Linked DNA regions of Homo sapiens: regions 2, 3 and 4 are each linked to region 1. Evidence: read pairs that join two places in POLR2A ChIA-PET (ENCODE). Cell type or tissue: MCF 10A. All regions are shown on one strand. Links, peaks and the distances in the headings refer to the core of each region. The heading gives the core; the rest is flanking DNA. Region 1 holds the start of LINC02029 (long intergenic non-protein coding RNA 2029). Region 2 has its middle 15 kb from the start of LINC00880. Region 3 overlaps LINC00886 (long intergenic non-protein coding RNA 886). Region 4 overlaps TIPARP (TCDD inducible poly(ADP-ribose) polymerase).

Evidence for each region. ChIA-PET counts read pairs that join two places held together with the same protein. Peaks named below come from ENCODE experiments on the same cell type or tissue, not always from the same donor. Only the 100,000 strongest peaks of a DNase experiment are listed, where the experiment ranks them.
Region 2: POLR2A ChIA-PET joins it to region 1 with 53 read pairs; 31 of 35 experiments call an interaction of 5 or more read pairs at or near these places.
Region 3: POLR2A ChIA-PET joins it to region 1 with 11 read pairs; 5 of 35 experiments call an interaction of 5 or more read pairs at or near these places.
Region 4: POLR2A ChIA-PET joins it to region 1 with 14 read pairs; 27 of 35 experiments call an interaction of 5 or more read pairs at or near these places.

The regions. Positions count from the first base shown.
Region 1 is chr3:157,078,991-157,084,329 of GRCh38, forward strand. LINC00880 (long intergenic non-protein coding RNA 880) reads right to left here. Exons shown (of 4, transcript NR_034007.1): 4 at 2,677-4,285. LINC02029 (long intergenic non-protein coding RNA 2029) reads left to right here and starts at 2,851. Exons shown (of 3, transcript NR_135546.1): 1 at 2,851-3,928. In MCF 10A, for the core only: a CTCF peak has its summit at 2,934 (motif pointing left); DNase peaks (open chromatin) are centred at 2,851 and 3,891.
Region 2 is chr3:157,134,916-157,140,254 of GRCh38, forward strand. No RefSeq gene overlaps it. Among named protein-coding and RNA genes, the nearest start is that of LINC00880, 15 kb to the left of the region's middle. RefSeq lists a silencer at 785-1,079. In MCF 10A, for the core only: a CTCF peak has its summit at 2,694 (motif pointing left); a DNase peak (open chromatin) is centred at 2,706.
Region 3 is chr3:156,778,736-156,784,074 of GRCh38, forward strand. The region is part of intron 1 of LINC00886 (long intergenic non-protein coding RNA 886); the gene reads right to left. Among named protein-coding and RNA genes, the nearest start is that of LINC00886, 36 kb to the right of the region's middle. In MCF 10A, for the core only: no CTCF peak of the experiment used is centred there; no DNase peak of the experiment used is centred there.
Region 4 is chr3:156,682,185-156,687,523 of GRCh38, forward strand. The region is part of intron 2 of TIPARP (TCDD inducible poly(ADP-ribose) polymerase); the gene reads left to right. Among named protein-coding and RNA genes, the nearest start is that of TIPARP-AS1, 9.1 kb to the left of the region's middle. In MCF 10A, for the core only: no CTCF peak of the experiment used is centred there; no DNase peak of the experiment used is centred there.

The DNA of each region.
Region 1 (5,339 bases), core at 911-4,910:
CTTCTGGGCATGCAGAAGTACATTTCACACTCCAAGCACTTGCAATCAAGCCAGTGTGATAAGATTCATACACAAATAAGCAAAACACAAAAATTCCATTCTGAGAGGTATAGCAAGTACATGTCACAGTGCTTAGAGAAAGAACTGATGCCTGCATGTGGTGGAACTGGCATTTGGCTGGGCCTTGGAGTGTGGGGGCTACTGGGGAGCAGAGCCTGCCTGAGAATCTAGGGCAGGGTGGCAGCAGGGGTGTTCGCTGTCCTACAGACAAGAATCTCCAAAAATGGAGTTCTGGCTTAAGGTGTTTGTCCTGGCTTATCTTTTGGCCACTCAACAAAACTTTCTGTGCCTCATTTTCTCTCTTCTTCCCATTTCCAAGCAACAAAACCATGTCCATCTACTCTTATTAAAAATCTCCAAGAGTGGTGTCTCATGCCTGTAATCGTAGCACTTTGGGAGGCCGAGGCTGGAAGATTGCTTGAGGCTAAGAGTTCAAGACCAGCCTGGACAACATAAGGAAACCCTTTTTCCGAACAAATAAAAATAAAAATTATTTTTTTTGTAGGTATGGCAGCACGCGCCCATAGTCCCAGTTGCTCAGGAGCCCAGGAGTTCAAGGCTGCAGTGAACCATGATTGTGCCACTGCACTCCAGCCTGGGCGACAGAGCAAGACTCCAGCTCAAAAAAAAAAAAAAAAAAAAAAAAAAAGAACCACAACATACCAAGTGAAGCCATATGGAGCTTCATGCAAGAAGATCAACATGCACCAGGTTCAAGGGAGATGCTAGCAGTTACAGCTCACAGGCTACCTCAGGTTTCTCTCTTTCATGTGCTTCTGGCCTTACCCAGTAACAGCAACTCTGAACACTATCCAAGCAAAACGTCATATGCTTTGAAGATGCACTAGTATTTCAACAGGCTGAACGTTTTCCAGAACAAAATCTTTACCAAAGCTGCTAACAAGCAGTCAGATAGACTGCCCTGTGAGTGTTCTCCTCCAACAATGAACCAGCAGAAAGGTCAGCAGCCGGAAACAGAAAGAGGAGAAGGGTCCTAAATAAACACAGTTTAATCAACCGTGAAGAAACCTAAAAGTTGCCCGAAAGTGCTTTGTTAATGGGAGAAGCAAGGCCCCTGCCCTCAGAGAAAGGCAAGGAAGGTTGAAGGTCACTTCAGCTGACCAGAGGATGCCATGGCGGCAGCGACATTCCCCGGTGGGAATCTCAATGGAAGACGCAAACGCAGAAGAGAAGGAAGGGAGAGGAGAAGCCAAAGGTGGACCTTTTCCAAGGACCTGGCAAGCAAATGTTCCCTAGAAAGAAGATGAAAATTTAGGTCAATAAGAAGGAAAGACACTGTTTTTAGAACCATTATGACGACTTCAGAGTTGGTTCTCCTTCAGGCTTTTGTCCATCAAGTCTGTCATGTCTGATTCCAGACTCCTCAGGATATTTGAAAAAAACTAATTTATTTGAATTACATCAATGTCCTTTACTTGCATCTAAAAAATCAAAGTCAAGCTATGCTGATATGTGAGAGAGAATTGAGATGAATGAGGGCTGACTCCCAGTCTCTGCCCCTGTAATTACTTTCTTTGTAAGCCTGAATACCCAATCAGATGGACGCCTTCTGAACACATTTTTTCATATTTATGAAATACCTTTGAACAATGAAATCTGGAAACTCTGGCAACATCTGTGTCCAAATATATCCAAGTGTGTTTATGTTTTTAATTGAAGATCAAACAATTTTAGATGAACTCATCTATGGTATCATAGAAACTGCATATTTTTAGGTAATTCTTGAGAGCATTTTGCAAACTATTAAAGTAACTTGATATCATGCTATATCTTTAAAAGATATTTCTCAGCTGTGAATACTATTGGAATGAAATCGGGACTTTTCAAAAAAGTCTGCAGCATGAAAAGGTTTGCATATGAATTCTGATTCCATTAGAAAACCATTTCTTTTAGGACTGTTTTATCATTCTCTATTGGTTCATGTAATATGATTGGTTTGTTCTTATTCTAATTAAAGATGCAATTTATTAAAGAGTCTTTAACTTCACTAAGGCAAAGTTTAAAAAGCTTCTAATCAGATATTCTTGGTAGGCAGGAGAACTATAACCTTCAAACTCTCTGATGTTGTATGAAGCAGCTCTCATCTCTACACAAAGATTTTCACTTCTGTGATCTGGCCTGGTAAAACATTTATTCCTTTATACTCAGTCCTAGTTTGTTTTAGATCTGGGCCTCTGGGCCCATTAATTTGTATAGGATGATAATTTGTATAGGAAGACAGGTGTGCTGTTTTTCTTCAATCCTTGAGGATATTAGGAAAAACTTTAACCAATTAAGGGATCCCATCACCTGACGTTTCTTTGGGGAAAATGACTTTTGAAGGCATGTGGGGATTGTCAAGGAAATAATTTTCCCTTTAAATTACATGTTTGTACGTAAGAGGAATGCTGAGCAGGATATCAAGAGGCAGTGGTCACTCATGGCACTATTTTCAAAGTTAGTTAAACAAGGAAACCAACTCACATTTCCCCAGTTTAGCTTTTCATTTTTAAAACTTGCTGAATTCAGGTACATCTCGATTGCTCGTGGTAATAAAGGAGACATTAGGCGTGGATAACAAGACCGCAAATGGTGAGTAAAGCAAGACACCAGGTATCATTTCTTTCCTGTTTATTAACATTCACTCCAGGCTGTATACTTTGGTTACCATGGTCGCGTGGTGTCTGATGTCACAGGCCAAACCATATAAAATCACAGAGGCCACAACAGGCAGGAGGAGCGGCCTGGCTTTGTCTGAGTCAGGCAGCCCAGCGTGTGGGATGCCAGGCTGGATGTGCTGGGCCTGACCAGCCGCCCGCTTTCCTCTTCTCTTGCCTCTGCCTGCCCCCTGGTGGACAGCTGGGGTAAAGCATGGGAGTGCGCCTTTGGGGTCTCAGTGGGGCTGAAATACGACTCCTCCCCTAGGACAGCCTGCCTTCCCCAGCCTTGTTCTCCGGCAAAGTCAATTTCCTGGAGAATCGAGGCTCTGCCTCAGATGTTCGGAGCCTCCGCAGGATGAACACCTCCATTTCAATTCCAGGGGCTTTGATCAACCTGTGCCTCCCTTGATCCCCAACTTGTGGGCACCTTCCCTTGAGCAGTGCCCCCACGAGGTACACCTTTCCCGGGAAACAAAAATCATTCCTTCTTTGGGTCCTGCAAGCTGTAAAGAACCAATACAGCACTGTGCTACTGAACATGTTGCCACTATAGAAGCCCCTTGTGTTTTGAAGAGTACATCTCTATAGCCATTCGTTTATTCATCAGAAACCAGCTAGAAGCCAGGCCCTGTGCTGGGCGCTGGAGACATGGAAGAAACTGGGCTGAGGCTCCCGCCTTGAAGAGCTTGTGGCCCAGGGAAGGGACAGTTCATCTGTCATTGATTGCCACGTGACAGTGTCTATGATGCTAAAAAGATGCCAGTGCTGTGCTGCAGGAGCAAAGGCCGTGGAGGAAGAGGCTTTGGCTTTGTTGCGAGTCCTTGCCAGAGCCAGGCAAAGCCAGTCACCGCTTTGTTCAGATGACTCAGGTAAATAAATGAGGCCGCACAGGCTGTCCTGACACCACACACCTCTAGAATACCCTGGCTGTGCTGGGAGCTATTGGTGTCAGCTGAGTATTTTCATCCCTGTCCAAGTCACAATGATCTGACTGTACCAGCCTGTGTGGATGTTGCTAAGAGGAGGCAGACAGCACCATGAGCTCCCTTAGATGACGATCGGCATGATGTTCCTGCTGTGGCAGCGCTCAGCTCTTGCCAATGCTCTTCTCTGCTTTGCTCACTTTAAGCCTCCCTTAATTTTTTTGAAGCCCAGTTTCCACATTGCTGATTCACAGATATGCAAGACTCAGGCAGGAAAAAAAAAAGGTAATTATTTCAAATGACTCAGGCGCCCTCCTTGACTCTGGGATCTCTGTACAGACTTGCACTTTAAAAGCTGAGGGTAATGATGTTGTCATTTGTATAGGAAAGGCTGGAAGAAAAACACATTAGTGTTCTTCCAAACTCTTGACTTTTGGAAAAAATTAGCATAGAGAGGATGGATGCTCAGCCATGGCCTGACATCGAATGCCTAATGCAGAGGTGAAGACACCTGCACAGTCCCATGCACTGGCGAGCTTCCTGGGGACAAGGGCAGTGCCTTGATCACCTCTCTTCCTCGTGCAGTAAATGTTTGTTGGATGAATGGTTGTCAACTCTAGTCCTGTCAGTCCTCCCTGAGCCCTGAAACAGAAATTAGGAAATAATAACAATTAGCAGGTCCTATACTCCTAGATTTAAGATTTTTGAACAAATAAGGGAAAATTATTTGCCTGCTACAAAACTGCTAAGAGAGATGACAATGAAGGAAGGGTGGGAATCATCTAAGGGAAAGAAGAGGGGAATCAATTGCTCCACCAGTGGCTTGCTGAAAAGCTTTCCACACTTGTAGAAAAAAATCCCCCACCGCCAAGAGTAGAGGCCCCAGCAAGGGCAGTCACAGCAATGGTGGCCGTCAGGTGCCCTATGCAGCAGAGTGGAGCCATGGGCAGCAAGTAGATCATGCTGGGATAAAGGCTGTGGGGGCTGTGCTAGGGATGGCAGTAACACATGGAGACTCTCAGTAAGGGGGCCTGAGGTGTCATCCACCCCCAACTCGACCATTCCTCCCCTCCCCAGAGAAAAGCCAGCATCAGCATCTAAGGGAGGGAGGGCTAGTGTGGCTGGATGGGGTGGCAGGGGTAGGAGGCACAGCCAAAGGCTCTGGAAATCAGCTTGAAATCTTAGGTTTTCCCTGAGGCTGCTATAGCTTGGGGGAATGGAGTTACATCTAACTGTAAATGTTGTTCACACTCAGTCTAAAGAAAGTCCAAAAGTCATTTTAGGATGGTGGTGTACTTCAAATTACTTTTCTATGCCCCAGTTTTGGGTTCCATTAAATTCTCATTCTTCCCGCATTTCTGTTTTTCCTCCAGGTACCCTCAAAGAGCACCCATAATTCATTCATTCATTCATTCATTCACTTATTCAACAAATACTGATTGAATCCCTGCTCTTTACCAGGCTATGCTAGGTACCAAGAATATAGGGTCAGCAAAGGCAGGCATGGTCCCTGCCTTCAAAAGGAGAGGACCTTGATCAAACACACACACAAGTTAACATCATTGCAATGTGTGGGGTCCTGGGTATATAATGAGGGGATTTGGTTAATAAGGGACGTCAGGGAAATCTCTGAGGAAATGATGAGTGAAATAAAATCTGAAGGAACAATAAGATTAACTAAGCCCAGTGGGTCCTG
Region 2 (5,339 bases), core at 652-4,651, 56 kb after region 1:
GTCCCTCAGCTCAACTGATGCAGCATGATAGGGATGGTCTAGGGTGACAAACACGGACTGCCACACCCTGCTTATGCTTTAACTATTTCTGTTTATATGCACAGCCTTCATATCCAATGCAAAGTGAAACAAGGTGGTTTTTGCCCACAGAGTGGAGTTGCTGAATGTCAGTTGCTTGTATGTCTGGGGAGTGGTTATTTAAAAATCCTACCCACTGCTTCAGTTTGCTCTGCTCTTTATAAGTACAGTCACAACCCAAGACTCCAGGAGAGATTAATCCGGTGTCCTTGTTCTGTTTCATTCCATGTGAACAGCTGAACTGGGCCTTTCTTGTTCGAGATTTGCAAAGGATAGTCAAGATCCTTCTTCAATCACTAGCATTTCAAAAGGGTTCTTGAAATGACAAAATGGTTCCTTTGCACTGTCGACATTTTCATCATCAATGAATATTTATGAAGTGCCCACATGGAGGTTGCTTGCCAGTTCCGAACCCAGATAAGAGGGAAGGTTCTTTATTCTGTTGCAGAGGGGCGTTTAGTCAGTAAACTGCATTTCTTTTAACTTCTGAAAGCCTTCCTTTTTTCTGGGGAAAAAAATGTCATTTTGCTTTTGCAAATGAGAGAGTAAAGCTTTTGGCTATTGCGTAGTATTTCTTCAATTATTATTTGGGTTTCCAGACAGCACTTGTTTTCTGAAACCCTCAAATTGCCTCAAAGATATAATATCTTTGTGCTAAAAATACTTGTTAGTCAAACATTGGTTGAACTCATGACTTGTGGCACTCATGAATTCAAAAGATGGTTTCATTTTTTCCAAATCATTCTCTCCTTTTCATCCACTCCATCCCAGAACAAATCATTCCGATAATGTATTGCTAGAATGACTCACAAGGGGAATCCATCACTGACCGGGTTTGTCCAAGGTCTTGCACTGACCTCTCATGGTGAGGAGAGCAGCAAGCTGTCCCCCACACTTGCAGGCTGTTATCTTGATGGGAATGAGAGCTGTTGGGCTGCTCTTCAGGAGCAGGAGGTAAGAACAGCCTGTGGGGTCCTGAATGGCCCCAGCGTCCTTGGGTACTAAATGCAATGCTATGTACTCCCCAGTGTAAAAAGCTTCCTGGTTGCATACTTGGCTTTTGCCTTCTGTTTGAGACACAGTGAGCCAGATTACTTCAACAAAGTCATTCCCTGGGAATTAGATGCTCAGAAAAGTACATTAACTTTTCATGTCTTGGCAAAGCTTTTAGCCACAGCAGGAGCTCCCTGAGTGAGGGGCTGGGTTTCTTTTACCTCAGTATTCTTGGAATCTGGCCCACTGCCTGACACATAGTAAATACTCCATAAATACTTGTTAACTGACTTCAGTTAATAATTGTCATCGACAGTCATTGAGAGCACCTACCGTTTTGGGTCCCTGATTAAGACTAAGGATACAATGAAGTATAACAAACAGTCCTGGCTCTGATTGGAGTCTAGTTGGCGAATCAGGCCAAACACGATAAATGACACTTGCCAGCATAGAGTGATGTGTTTTAATTGCTCAAGGAATAACACAGGCCATAAGGGGCACTAATGTTTAGGAAAAACAAGAGATCCACCTAGGACAAGATACCAGGGTCAGCCTTTCTGCTTGCTAGGAATTGGGCTATGCCTTTAAGGAAGAGATAATAGCAAGATGTATCAAGTACCTCCTACTCTGTGCTAATGTCTCTTTACATACATTACTGAATCTCACAACAATCACACAAGGGAAATGTTTATCATTGTCAACCCACAGATGAAGAAACTCAGGCTCAGAGAGGTTAAGCAATTCTGTCCAAGGCCACATGGCCACTGAGTAGGAGGACTAGACTTCTAATGCAGGCCAGTTGAACTCCAGAACCCATGCCTCTTTCACCACCTCGGCCAAGGAGGAAAGACCTCAAACTTTATCAGCTACCTTGGGGCTTAATTTGAAGCAGCTTCCAAAGCAAGCTGACACTGCTTCTAGGAAGCAATAGCAAAGCAAGGAAAAGCTGACACCCTCAGGTTCTCTGAGCACCACACTGAATGGGGTGGCAGGTGGAGCCACAGGGTTACTGGAGTTGATCTCTGGACCTGGACAGCTTGCAACCACAAGCAACGGGCTGGGTGCAGGTGTGGGTATGTGCATGACTCTGCTGGACAATTTCCCAGTAGCACACACGTGGCAAGCAGCGTCTACTGCTGAGCTCTAAAAGACTTTTGATGAGTTCAAACCTCATTATGTGGATGCTTTGTAATGAGACCAGTCAGCCCGGGCTTGGTAGAGTGGTTAAGTATACAGACTCTGCAACAAACTAAATCCTGGCTCAATCACTTACTAGCTGGGTGAAATCACCAACTCATGGGTTCCTCTCCCACCACACGGTTTTAGAAAGAGGTCAAATGAGTTAATATATGTGAAGCAGAATGGCATCTGGCACATAGTGCTTATATAAATAAGGGTTGCTATCTATTCTTCTGCCAGCAGAATCTAGCAAAGGTATGTACCTTTAGAGTTATTGCCAAAGGTTCAAGTCTGGATTAAAGGCCTAAATGAGGCTTAAATGGATGTAGCTAAAGACATTAGTGTTCCTTTGTAAACAGACAAGCCTTTATTGTGTTCAGAATAAGGCTTGCCAGTCAGCTGAAGTAAAACTTAGAGCAAGATCTTGTATCACAGACAGCCAAAGAGTGACCTCTAGTGGCGTAGGTTCTTATTACTGACTATGCAAACTGAAAGGCGTTCAAGGAACCACAGATTGTAGGACTATGGAAACCGATCGTGCATGGGTGTCTTTGTCCGTTTGTGTAACTATAAAGGAATACATGAAGCTGGGTAATTTTTATTTTATTTTATTTTTGAGACGGAGTCTTGCTCTGTCACCCAAGCTGGAGTGCAGTGGCGCGATCTCAGCTCACTGCAAGCTCCGCCTCCTGGGTTCACACCATTCTCCTGCCTCAGCCTCTCGACTAGCTGGGACTACAGGCGCCTGCCACCACGCCCAGCTAATTTTTTTGTATTTTTAGTAGAGACGGGGTTTCCCTGTGTTAGCCAGGATGGTCTCCATCTCCTAACTTCGTGAATGGCCCGCCTTGGCCTCCCAGAGTGCTGTGATTACAGGCGTGAGCCACCACACCCGGCCCCAAAGCTAGGTAATTTATAAAGAAAAAGAGGTTTATTTGGTTCACGGTTCTTCAGGCTATACAAGAAGCATGGTACCCATCATCTGCTTCTGATGAGGGCCTCAGGAATCTTCCACTCATGGCAGAAGGCAAAGGGGAATCAGTGTGTACAGAGATCACATGGCAAGAGCAAAAGCAAGAAGACAGGAGGAGGTGCCAGTCTCTTTTTAACAAGTAGCTCTCACAGGAACTAATAGAGCGAGAACTCACTTACTACCTTGAGCATGGCACCAAGCCATGAGGGATCCACCCCATGGCCCAAACACCTTCCACCAGGCCCTGCCACCAACATGTTGGGTATCAAATGTTAACATGAGACTTGGCAGGGCCAAACAAACCATATCCAAACCACAGCAATGGGGAAGATCGTCCTGGACCAAAAGAAAAGTTGTTCTGGAAACTGCAGCCATGAGAAGCCCTATACATTGGCAAGGTAGTTATCCTGATCTTTGAAAGTTATTTCATCCCCTCTGACGCCAGTGCTGATATTCTCAAGAACTCATGTTCCCAAGAGCTTCTGGTTATACAGGTCTAGAGAAAGCACAAATGGTGTGAACCTTCTGGAAAGGTACACATGTGGGAAAAAGTCTTTAAAATATTCATCTTAAAGGTCACAGGAGGCCGAGTGTGGTGGCTCATGCCTGTAATCCCAGCACTTTGGGAGTCCAGGGCGGGCAAATCACGAGATCAAGATATTGAGACCATCCTGGCCAACATGGTGAAACCCCGTCTCTACTAAAAATACAAAAATTAGCTGGGCGTGGTGGTGCGCACCTGTAGTCCCAGCTACTCGGGAGGCCGAGGCAGGAGAATCACTTGAACCCAGGAGGTGGAGGTTGCAGTGAGCCAAGATCGCGCCACTGCACTCCAGCCTGGTGACAGAGCAAGACTCCATCTAAATAAATAAATAAATAATAAAGGACACAGGAACTATCTTAAAGGGGTTTCCATTGGCCACATCGGAATTTGAGTAACGAAATAATGATAGTAATGGATTATAACTTCATAGAATGAGTCCATACTGAAACATATAAACAAATGAATAAATGAAGGAGAAAAGAAAGCTCTTTCTTACAGTGGCATTCCAACTAATAAATGTCGAGCGAATGCTGAAATTTAAAAATCATTTTCAATAGTTATTTCAGGTAAAAATCATCAATGGATGCTAGAATTAGTAGGCAGAAGTTAATTAAGAAGCACTATTGATATTATCTAGGCTGAGTGCAGTGGCTCCCGCCTATAATCCCAGCACTCTGGGAGGCCAAGGTGGGTGGATCACCTGAGTTCAGGAGTTTGAGGCCAGCCTGGCCAACATGGCGAAATCCCATCTCCACTAAAAATACAAAAAAAAAAAAAAAAAAAAAGCTGGGTGTGGTGGCAGGCGTGTGTAATCCCAGCTACTTGGGAGGCTGAGGCAGGAGAATCACTTGAACCCAGGAGGTAGAGGTTGCAGTGAGCCCAGATCATGCCACTGCACTCCAGCCTGGGAGATGGAGCAAGACTCTGTCTCAAAAAAATAAATAAAAAACAAAAGAAACAATATTTATATGATCTAAAGTATCTCCCCCAAAAGCTACTTGTTAATTACAAAGTGTAAAATAGTAACTTTTTAATAGAGAACACTGGCAGACAGCACCTTAACCAATGATCATAGTTAACACCATTGGTTACTGGGGCAAATTAACACTGTGCCTCCTAATGAGGCACTGAGGACACAACCTGGCTTCTGTTGTATTTCTCCTGCCAAAAACACAGAACCCAAATCTAATCACAAAAAAAAAAAAATAGGGCAAACTCAAATTAAAAAATATTCGACAGAACCATCAGTTTACAACAGGGGTGTCCAATCTTCTGGCTTCCCTGGGCCACATTGGAAGGATTGTCTTGGGCCACACATAAAATACACTAATACTAACAATAGCTGATGAGCAAAAAAAAGAAAAGAAAAGAAAAATCGCAAAAAAGTATCATGTTTTAAGAAAGTTTGCGAATTTGTGTTGGGCCACATTCAAAGCCATCCTGGGCTGCATGCGACCCATGGGCCGTGGATTGGGCAAGTTTGGTTTTCACTCTTTAAAAATGTCAAGGTTATGAAAGCAAAGACAGACTGAGGAACAATTACAATGAAAAGAGACTAAAAAGATTACGACT
Region 3 (5,339 bases), core at 472-4,471, 300 kb before region 1:
TGCCTTTGCCTCCCAAAGTGCCAGGATTACAGGCTTGAGCCACTGCACCTGGCCATGAATCCATCTTTACTCCATCTTCTCTGCCATTTATCCTCATCTAAGCTGAAATAGCTTCATAATTGATATCTCTGCTTCTGTTATTGCCTCACCATAATTTACTCTCCACTAGGTAGCCAGAATAACCTGAGTTAGAACAGAACATGTGCTACCTCTGCTTAAAATCTTCCAAAGGCTTCTTGTACTTAGATTGAAATCCAAACTCCACACTACGACCTACAAGGTCCTACTGAGCTGACCCCCACCTACCTCTTGGTTCCCTGCTCACCAAATCCATCCCCATTAGCCTCCTTTTACTTCCTCAAATATGCTAAGCTCTTTCCCATTTTTTAAAGGCCTTGGCATGTGCCCTTGGCTCACTGCAAGACTTTTATCTCCTCATCATTCTGCCATCAGCTCAAATAACCTCAGAGGGGCCTTTCTTACCTCCTAAAATAGTGCCACCCACCACAAAACATTTGAAATTATTTATTGGTTTACATGTTTATTTCTTAGCTTGGAATTAAGTTCTTTGAGGGCAGGGCCTTGTCTGTCTTAGTTATCACTGTATCCCTAGAACCTGGAATAAAGGCTGGCACCAAAGAGGTGCTCAATAAATATTTATCAAATGGATAAAAGCCTCTCTCAGAGGGAGTGTGTGCTGCGATAAAGAAAAAGAACAGCTGACTATGGCTTGTAGAGTGTCTTGCTTTTTATTTTTTTGTAAACCACTATGCAAAAATGGGCATGCAAATGGACCTGGTAGAGAAAGGGGCAAAGAAAAATGAAAACAACTGATGTTAGGAATAAATGTTAATGTCATTTCTTTCCACTATTGTTATTCTACTATTTGTTTAATAAATCAAATTAGTAGAGAAAATTAACTTTTCATTCATATATTGTCATATTGAAATGGGCTACAGTCAGCTTATAAAAACAGAGTATTTATGATTTTGGAAGAAGAAATAAAACCTCATCTGAGTGTTCCTTTTCACCTTGTCTGACAATCTAATTTATGTTCAAAACACTAAACTTACACATTTATTTAAAAATCTTAAATAATACTCCATCTCCACTGCTACCATAATTTAATTTATAAATACATATTTCATGTCTAATCTATTTTGAAGGAGAGATTTGAAAAATTCTCAATATTTATATTATTTTTCTCTTGGCTTTCATTATTGTTTTAGTAATATTTTATTTGGATGTATGAATGAAAATAGACCAGGGCTAATACTCTGCTTAACAAACAAAATGTATTGGAATAGTCAATAAATGATAATAAATATGTGCCCTACAGTTGGTTAGTGTCTAACCATCTAAAGTGGCCCTGCCAGTAGCCTACAGATTTACTGGCTATCTCAGAATATGACTTTCAACTGGGAGCCCCTCCTCTCTGCATAGTCCATTTTTATTTATATAGCCATCAAAATTTATTGCTGAGACTAGATTAAAATGCCACTTTGTATACTCAATAATCATCATTTTGCTTTTTCCATTTTTAGCTTACTAGAAAAAAAAATGCTTAAATGTTTAAATGTCTCCATATATGGAACTATAGAGTTTGTTTGTTTGTTTTCCTATGTGAAGTGTAATGATTTTCAGTGCCTCTCTGGGTACTTTTGGAGATGGCAACAAATCTAAGCCAAGAATCCACGAAAGGCCAAATTCTTCCTTGGTCCATTTGTCTTTGGACAATTTTAAGAACACTCTATCAGTTTCTCAATTTTGTTGATTAGCAATCAGCTGATTTGGCATTCTTGGTCCACTGGGCTTATCCCATCCCCAAAAGGTAGGCATTGTCATTCCCAGAAAAGTAGTGCTACAGGCATCATGGGCACCTGGGACCTCAGTGGCCCTCTGGCCTAATTTTTCTTTAGGAAGATGAAGAGCCTGAGATAGAAAAAGTTGATAGAAGTAGTCCAAGCACACACAACTCTCAGCTAGTTGATGGCAGGGACAATATTGAATCTGAGATTCCAAGCTCTTACTTTTTTTGCTTTTCTCTGTTATATCTTACTACATATTTTACTGCTATTGAAAACACAGACATTATCTTGTATGAATACATTAAATTGCTCTGTCCCAACCTTATCCACATTCACTGGGACAATCAGTAGAGTTCTTTGAGCATTTAATGTGATCTACTACATCTTTAGGCAGGGAAATTCATTACTAGCTCAGAAATACAAACTGGTGGTTTATTGGACATTGCTTATGAATCTGGGCTTCACCACTAATTGTGTGAATTAATTAACTGGTCAACTAATTCTCCAATATGAAATAAGTGGGTTGGATAAGCGGCCTATGATGTATTTCCCAGCTCTTGTACTCCCCAGCTCTTGTACTCAGAGTTTTTATGAACTATCATTGCGACTCCCAATTATCTTGTTGGTAGGTGCATTTGGAACACATAATAATCCTTTTAGGTCTCGATTAAATGAGATCATGTTTTTTTAGTGGCTTAGCCAGTTTTGCTTCCTTATTTTTCCCATGTTGCTTTCAGTGCTTAGTACCCTAACCCTCTAATACTGTTTTTTTCCTCCAAATTACCACTAAATATATGGTGACCTGTCATTCTGTTCTGGCTAGTCTGGTCATTTTGTTTTGGGTCAGGGAGAGGTCTATTGCTAAAATCAGTAGAGAAGAAAATCTCCCAGGGGTACTCTACAGCATCCCAGGGACCAAGTCAACGGTTGTCAGACTTAGGACAATCAATATGCCTCTGGTTAAACTAGGTGTTGGTGCCTGGTCCTAAGGCCCTATGAATCCTTATGGGGAAACTGATTTCAGAACTTAAATAGATGCTTAGGACAGATCCTCTTTCTTGGAGCTTTTGAGTAGAGTCACACAAGGTGGGCCACAGACAGAAGAGAGCATCAGAAACTCAGAGGCATGATGTGTAAAGGCTTAAAACAGAAGCAATGAGGTAGGAGAAGACATGAAGTGGAGAAAAGTTACAAAAGGAAGCAAAATAAGGAAGATAAGAGAATGGCTGAGTCACAGTAATTGTACAGTCACTAGATAGATAAACAAACCTGAGGTGATGTCCAGATGACCAGAGCTCTTGTCATACTGTGAGAGCTTCAGAACTATTATTATACCATGTTCTAGTTCTCTGTGAGACCGGGCCACCTACAAGAGTCTTCTTGTAGCTCCATAGTTTTCCATGTGTTTTTCTAACAATTTCTGTCTCCTCAAGTAACCTAAGTATGCTCTGTACCTTGCCAAGTAAAAGAGCCTAAGTAACACGGTATCTTTGTCAAGTCCACACCCTAAACTGTTGGAGTGCCTGCATATTGCATGGGAGTAAGCACGCATACAGTGAGCCAGCATGCAGTAAGCCTTCAGTAAAGTTTGCTGAATAAAGCTGAGGGGTGTGTGATTACTTTGGGAATGACTGAGTCCATGTTAGGCTGGCAAAGAGTATTTCTATATTTGGATCAAGGTGTACCCAAAGTTATCTGAAAACTTGCGGGCTGGAGCAAAAGTGAAGCTTTGTGAGTAAGTGAAGGAAGAAATAGTTTAAGTGCAACATTACCAAGAAGGGCCTCAACTCAAAATATTTTTGCCTCCAACTTGCCATACTGCCTAAAATATAGACACGATATTAACTCCTTCAATGGAAGGCACTGGCTATCTAAGTGCTCACTTATAAAGTATTTATGTTCAGAGACAGGAGTAACACGTAAAACTTATCATATTTCATATCTTAGTGTGCATTCATTCAGCAAACGCATTTCTAGCAGATTTTTATCCTACGGACTGAGGAAATATGACTCTTGATGGTGTCAGGTCATGGAGTGTTGGAAGGTGGTACTTTTGGAGCATGGAGCACTGCTGAAAGAAATTAGGATGACCTAATTCTTGTGTGGAACAATATACATTCTGGTTACTCCTAGTGAAGGAAGAGGGAAGGAAACGGTAGGGATGTGAAATTCTTCCAGGCCTCATTCTAGATGACCCCAATTACCACATACAATACAAAAAGGGTAACAAGGATGATATGTGTTATATGACAAAGATTCTAGGTTTTGAAATAAGAAGATCTGAGCTTTATCCTCTACTGCTGTTTAATATATATGAAACTTAGGATTTCTGGGCTTCAGTTTCTTCATTTATAAAATGGGAGATAACAATATATCATTCTTCAGAGGGAGGTGGTAGAAACCATCTGAGAGAAATGGTGGTCAAATGATTTCAGTAATTGCAAACTGCATGTGTTGCAGTTCAGCCTGGAAGGAGCAGGGATATAAGAGTGACCTTAGTTGAGAGTAGGCCCTCCCTGCTGCTAAGGCTTCCTACCTCTCCTAGACCCAGGAAGAAGTACATGGATTCACTTTTCTCCCACCTCACATGACTATGGTGGTTACTCATCAAATCAAAGTAAATCTAGAGGTTTTTGCTGAGGAAAAGTTATGCTTTCTTTCCTGATAGAAAAGAGCACTGGCATTAAAGGCACTTGAGACATTTTTTTCCCCTCATCCTTTTCTCATCCTTTCTTTTCTAAATCTCTTCCAACAGATAGGTATAGTAGTTACAAAGCTTTAGTTGCAAATTACAGAAAACCTGAATCAAGCTGGTTTTAAGTAATATTGGAAAGTTAATGGTTTATATTACTAAATGGTCCAGTGATACATTTTCAGGTAAAGCTTGATCCAGCAGCAAAATGATGGCATCTAGGGCCTGGTTTCTTCCAATTGTTTCTCTGTTCTGTTCTTCATAGTAATTACTTTATTTTAATGCTGCTACTCATCATGATCCTAAGATAACTGCCAATTGATTCAGTGCTCTTGTCTATCAGGAAAGAAAGCATAACTTCTTCCCAGCAAAAACCTCTAGATTTACTTTGATTGGATGAACTTAGGTTACACATTCCCTTGGAACAAATCTCTAGCTAGAGGAGATAATATATTGGAGAGTTTAACCTAAGGCACATTAGCCATTCTGGGGCTGAAGGTGGATTCAGTTGTCCTAAAACCCCATGGATCGCAAAACAGTTTATGGGCTGATAAAGTGAATGGGGAGAAATGGATACTGAGGAGGTGCCACTAACAAAGACCACTATTACAGGTTAGAAGAAGATGCCATCCTTATATGTAAAGCTGCAGTGTCCAAATGCTTACAGACTTTGTCATTTGAAAACTAGAGCACATATTGTTTAAACCAAATTTGGTGTGTCTACTGTAACAGAAATTGACTTTCATCAATACGCATGAAAAGCAATCATTAACCTTTGGATTTTGTGATTTTATAAAGCATAGAAATCTATACTTCTGTGCTCTCAGGAGGGAAGCTTT
Region 4 (5,339 bases), core at 570-4,569, 400 kb before region 1:
CAAACCTTATTTTGGAGGCTACCTGCAGGTGCACATGTGACCAATGATTATTTCTAATTCTGAATTTATTGAAAGAGAGTGGAGGTGAAGAGGAAGAGGAAAGTTGCAAACCCTGAATCCATTATTAATTTTTTTCAGAGGACAGGGTTTTTTTCTTTTGGGATTAATGCTCACTGATAAAAGAGGGAGCTTTAGTTGCTTTAAGGCTTAAGGCTAGAGTGTTGTCATAGTTTTAGTTGCTGAGTGATTTTGATTGCTAATTGCCCTTAGAAGTCTATTTTTAAACTCTGTCCAAGGGACAATACCATTAGATGACTTCACAGAAACTCTATATAAAAGAGAAATGTATATTAATGATCATAAAAAGCATATACTGTTACAGTCCCTATATGACTTGCATAGTGAATTAGCTAAACTAGAGCAAGCTCCTGACTGAACTCTACTGGAGTAGTTAAATTAGCCAAGTTAGCTCTGGCGTGCACAGCTGTGATGATGTATGAACTAACTCATTATGTGTTATTGATAACACTGGAGAGAGGAGAACAGCTGAAACTTACTATGCCTTGTGACTTTTTGGTAGTTCTTGAATATACACAGCTGGATGAGTTTAAATTTATTTTAAAAATTTCTGCCTAAGAGAAAGACAGCTCCATAAGCAAGAACTGTGTTTGAAGTGACTTTCAAAATGTGTGCCTTGTGCTTTAGGATAAAGCAATCCAATGAATTATTTTTTGTACTTCTTTATGCTACTATTTACATATGAAATAAAACTAATTGGCTTCTGTCTATACTAACCCAGAGAAGTTACTGGATCTGTGTAGAGCTGTCATGGCAATCAATAGCAATCATTTATTTATTCCCTTTTTGGTTTTTCATCAATAAGCAGATTAGACTTTTTGAAGCAGCTGCCACCTGGCTTCAGGTTGGGGTCATTCTTTTCCTGATGTATTTATGGTAATGAAAATGAACCTTGTCAAAATGATTTATAACTTTTAAATCAGACAGTTGGAGGAAATAGCTTGTAAGGTTATGTGGCATTCCCTAAAAATAATTGCATGATACATTATATATTTTATCATTGAGTTGAATCCAAAGCTCTTACTTTTTATTGTAAGTAAGAAAAAAAAGGAATACAAGTTGAATATCCCTTATCCAAAATTCTTGGAGACCAGAAGTGTTTCAGATTTTGGATTTTGGAATATTTGCATAGTACCCCAGTTAAGCATCTGAAATCCGAAATGCTCCAGTGAGCATTTGGGTATCATCTTGGTGCTCAGAAAGTTTTGGGTTTGAAGCACTTCCGATTTTCAGATTTGGGGTGCTCAATTTATAGTAGTAACTCCATTCAGCATTTAAAATTTCATTCTGCACATAGTGGGCATGCAAAAAAAAAAATGCTGACTTTTGACTGATAACTCTGTTGTGTCCCTGTAAATCTATTTCCTATTATACTAGAATTATCCTATTATACTAGAATTTCTAGATCATAGATTTACAATCTACCATAAAGTAAAGATAAACTTCATAAGTTCTTCTGTGTATTTCTAATCATGGTCAGTGATCCTTAGTTTTATTCTGGGTTTGGGTGCTATTCCTAAAGGATAAAGCAGTATGTAGTCTATGCAAACCTTGACTACTCAAGGAATGCTACAAAAATACAGCCATTTGAGATTATGACTTTTTTCCCATGGTCTCTTTTATTTTTATCTCCTGATTTGAGACCACCAGATTCTGCATCCTTTGTCTGATGGTGATGATTCTGGATTGCATTTAAATTAGGACCTTAAGTCCTCTTAACCTTAGCCAACAACCTTTAATAATTATCAGTCTCCAATTTGTGAGTTGCAATTGTCTTTTTGTGGAAGGAAAACTTAGTACATGTGTATATCATTTTTTGCAAAGGAAAAAACATATTTCAAATTGCAAGATAATTATTTTGGCACAACTTGTATGGCTAGTTCAAATTGGACACTGTAAAAGTTTTGAAAGAAACTCACTTTGTAAAAGTAGGAGAGTTTCTCTTTTATAATAAGATTGGGGTCTTAAGGTAAAGTGAGTTCGAGAGATTTTGTATCTTTGAAAAAGACCACAGTGCTGAAGGTTAAGCCATTTTCCCTTTGATTCTGGGTTTGAAATAGGTGATAGCCTGAGATCTTGATTTTACCGCTACTTTGCAACACCTTAAACAGAAACTGTACAAGGAATAAAATACTTCTGAAGTTCACCATTTCTAGGAGCAAACAAGCCACATTTTAGATGTGAAGGAATTCCTTTTTTTTGAGACCAAGTTTCAGGCTGGAGTGCAGTGGCATAATCTCGGCTCCTGCAACCTCCGCCTCCTGGGTTCAAGCAATTCTCCTGCCTCAGCCTTCCTGAGTAGCTGAGATTACAGGCATGCGCCACCATGCCCAGCTAATTTTGTATTTTAGTAGAGACAGGGTTTCTCTATGTTGGTCAGGCTCGTCTCGAACTCCCGACCTCAGATGATCCACCTGCCTCGGCCTCACAAAGTGCTAGGATTACAGGCGTGAGCCACTGCGCCCAGTGATGTGAAGGAATTTCTTTAACAAAACTAAATAGGGCTTATTTTTATATTTATAGATTGTTTATGACAGTGCTTTCTAGGGACTGAGAATTATACCGTATACAGACTCACCCCAATTTAAAATTTCTTCCTTCAAACGTTAAACCTAATCCACCTCAATCCCTGACACAGTAACTGAAAGCTTCAAATTTTTGAGATTAATTCACTTGTTAATAGTGAATTTGAAATTACAAGTGGTAGGTTCTGAAATACATTTTGAAATTTTTGAAAATTAAGGATTTTATGTACAATAAATTCTGTTTGTAAAGATTTATATTCAGTCTGTGAAGAGGACAGTATTGCAGACTTGAGCTAAATATAATCAATTCTGTGATTAGGAACTCAAATTTTAGAAGTTGATGACGTTAGTAAACTTCTAATTGTCATTTGTGAAACTTCCAATTTTCCTTGCTGACTTAGCTAGTTACTGTTACTAAGGCAAGCATTGAAGAGAGTTAACTAAGCATTCCTATTTGCCGTTTCCACACAACAAAATGTGTCTGTCTCCTGGATCTTTCTCTGCTCTATGCTGTTTACTTACTGGTAACACCCACTTGACAAGTAAAGAACCTTTGCATGGTCATCACAATGAAAGGATAAGTTCTTACAAGAGTGAGAATGCTAGAGCAACTATTCCTTTTCACCTTCTACAGAAACCAGTGACTTTCGAGTATGTGTACCACAAAAAGTTGTGTAAGGAGTGTATTGAGAATCTCCCATGACTAAGTTGTCTGAGGAAGAGTTCAGTAAATTTGTATTCTTCATGCAAATTGAAGTCCTCTGTTTTGGTGCTATTGCCTCTGAGTATAAGGAAGGATTTGTGAGTAATCTTATGTTGAAACATAGTACTTCTGGTAATGATTAGAAAATATGTTTAGACCACACTTACAAGAATTTCTCTTTATTACATTAGCTTTTCTTTTTGAATTAATTGAAGAATTCTTAAATTGTCCCACTTATACGACATAGCCAAAGAGTTTGGATGATCATCTTTGGTCTAAATTTTCACTAGCACTTGAACAGTCAGTGAAGAATGGCAAGGGTGAGGACCAAAGGGTGAACTTTGCTTGCAGTAGTGCATGTGCTTTCAGAATCTTGCATGCACCCTGTGATCTTCACAGTTCCTGCAGCTGATCAAGGTGTAGAGAGGGCAAATGGCACAAAATACTCTAAATAATTTCCTGCTGTGGTTGGTCTTTGGTTTCTGAGTGTCACCTGGCTTAGCTCTTTCATTACCAGGCATTTAGAGAGTAAAAATTAGCACAGGATAAACACTGGGTTTGCCTTCTAAGGTTTAATTACTCATCCTAATAAAAGAAAGACATCCTTGAATCTGTGCAGAGTATGTGAAACAGAGTCAGGGTAAAGTATGTGAAACAGAAGGAACTTTGCTTGCTTGCTTTCTGACATTTGGATTATCCAAATGCTGGCAGACATCAGAAGCATTATGTAAAGTGTTCTACAAATTTGTTACTCAGAAATAATTTCGACTCTCTTAACTAATTGATAAAATTGAATCTATCATAGAAACTTGGCTTTGTAGAATCCAACTCCCTCAGAAAAAGTTACCAATTTAAGACGATGTTTGAAAGGTTTTGTTATAGCTTATAAAACCTAGACAATAAAAAGACTCTCTGTCTTTTCTCTAGGAAGTCTTTTTCTCTAGCAATTTGTTTAAAGAACTATCAGAGTGATGAATTCTCTATATATAGGTTGCTTGTATGCATTCAAATCTCTAGTCTGCTGAAAGCTGTTTACTCTTCTCTGGGTTCTTAGCATCAAATACGTAATAAGTCACCAATGAGTATATTTCTGATTCTTTCATTGATCAGTTAGTTCATCTGGACTAATTGGGGAAAAAGCCAAAGCTAAATAATAGAAAATTCTGAGTAAAAACCTTTTTATGGGTATCATTTGTAATTTAAAAGTCAAAGCAGAAATAAATTAAGCTAATAGTTTATATCTTACTAGGCATTAGAAAATATTTTTATGATAACTATAACTAGTAGTTATGTGTAAATGAGTGCTGAATTGAGGTATTTGAAAGCAACTTATTTTTAAGTAATTTTATCATTTACATATAGTATTATATTTATGTAGAAAAAATTATAAAAACGTTTATTTTATCCCTTTTTAAGGGATGTCAAAGTCTATATTCAAAAAATTGAATTAACCACTATTTGTGCCTTGAATACATGGGAGGCATTTTTTATTGTTTACTTTGAGATAAGATAGAAACCTCTCAGTTTTAAAAATATTTTTCTTAACAGAGGGGATATCTACTCTTTATAAAAATCAGTGATTGCATAATTTAAGGTAGTATAAGGCATGCTACCAATTTATAAAAACTAACCTGTGCCTTCTATCCCAGCTGTTCTTACAGAAATTAAGTTTCACTTTCTCATCAGGCTATGGTTGAGAAGTATGTCTCATTTATAGTGCCTTCTGTGATCTTAGGACATGTGACTAAACTTGAATAAAAGTTAAGGCTGTATGACATTTCTGGTACCTTCATGATGCAAAATTTAATCCCACACTACCATAAATAGATGGCAGTGAGATCTTCTGATCTCATAAGTGTAATTTTTATTTATGAAAGATTTTAGACTTATCCACATTTTATTGGAAAGTGTTTTTGTGTTCTTTGCTTTGATCTGTAGTTGTGTAATAGAAAACAAACAACAAAAAAGCCAGCATAACAATATTTTAGTAGGTTCTTTTCCTTAAGTAGATACTGTAATTTGCTTTTAGTGGT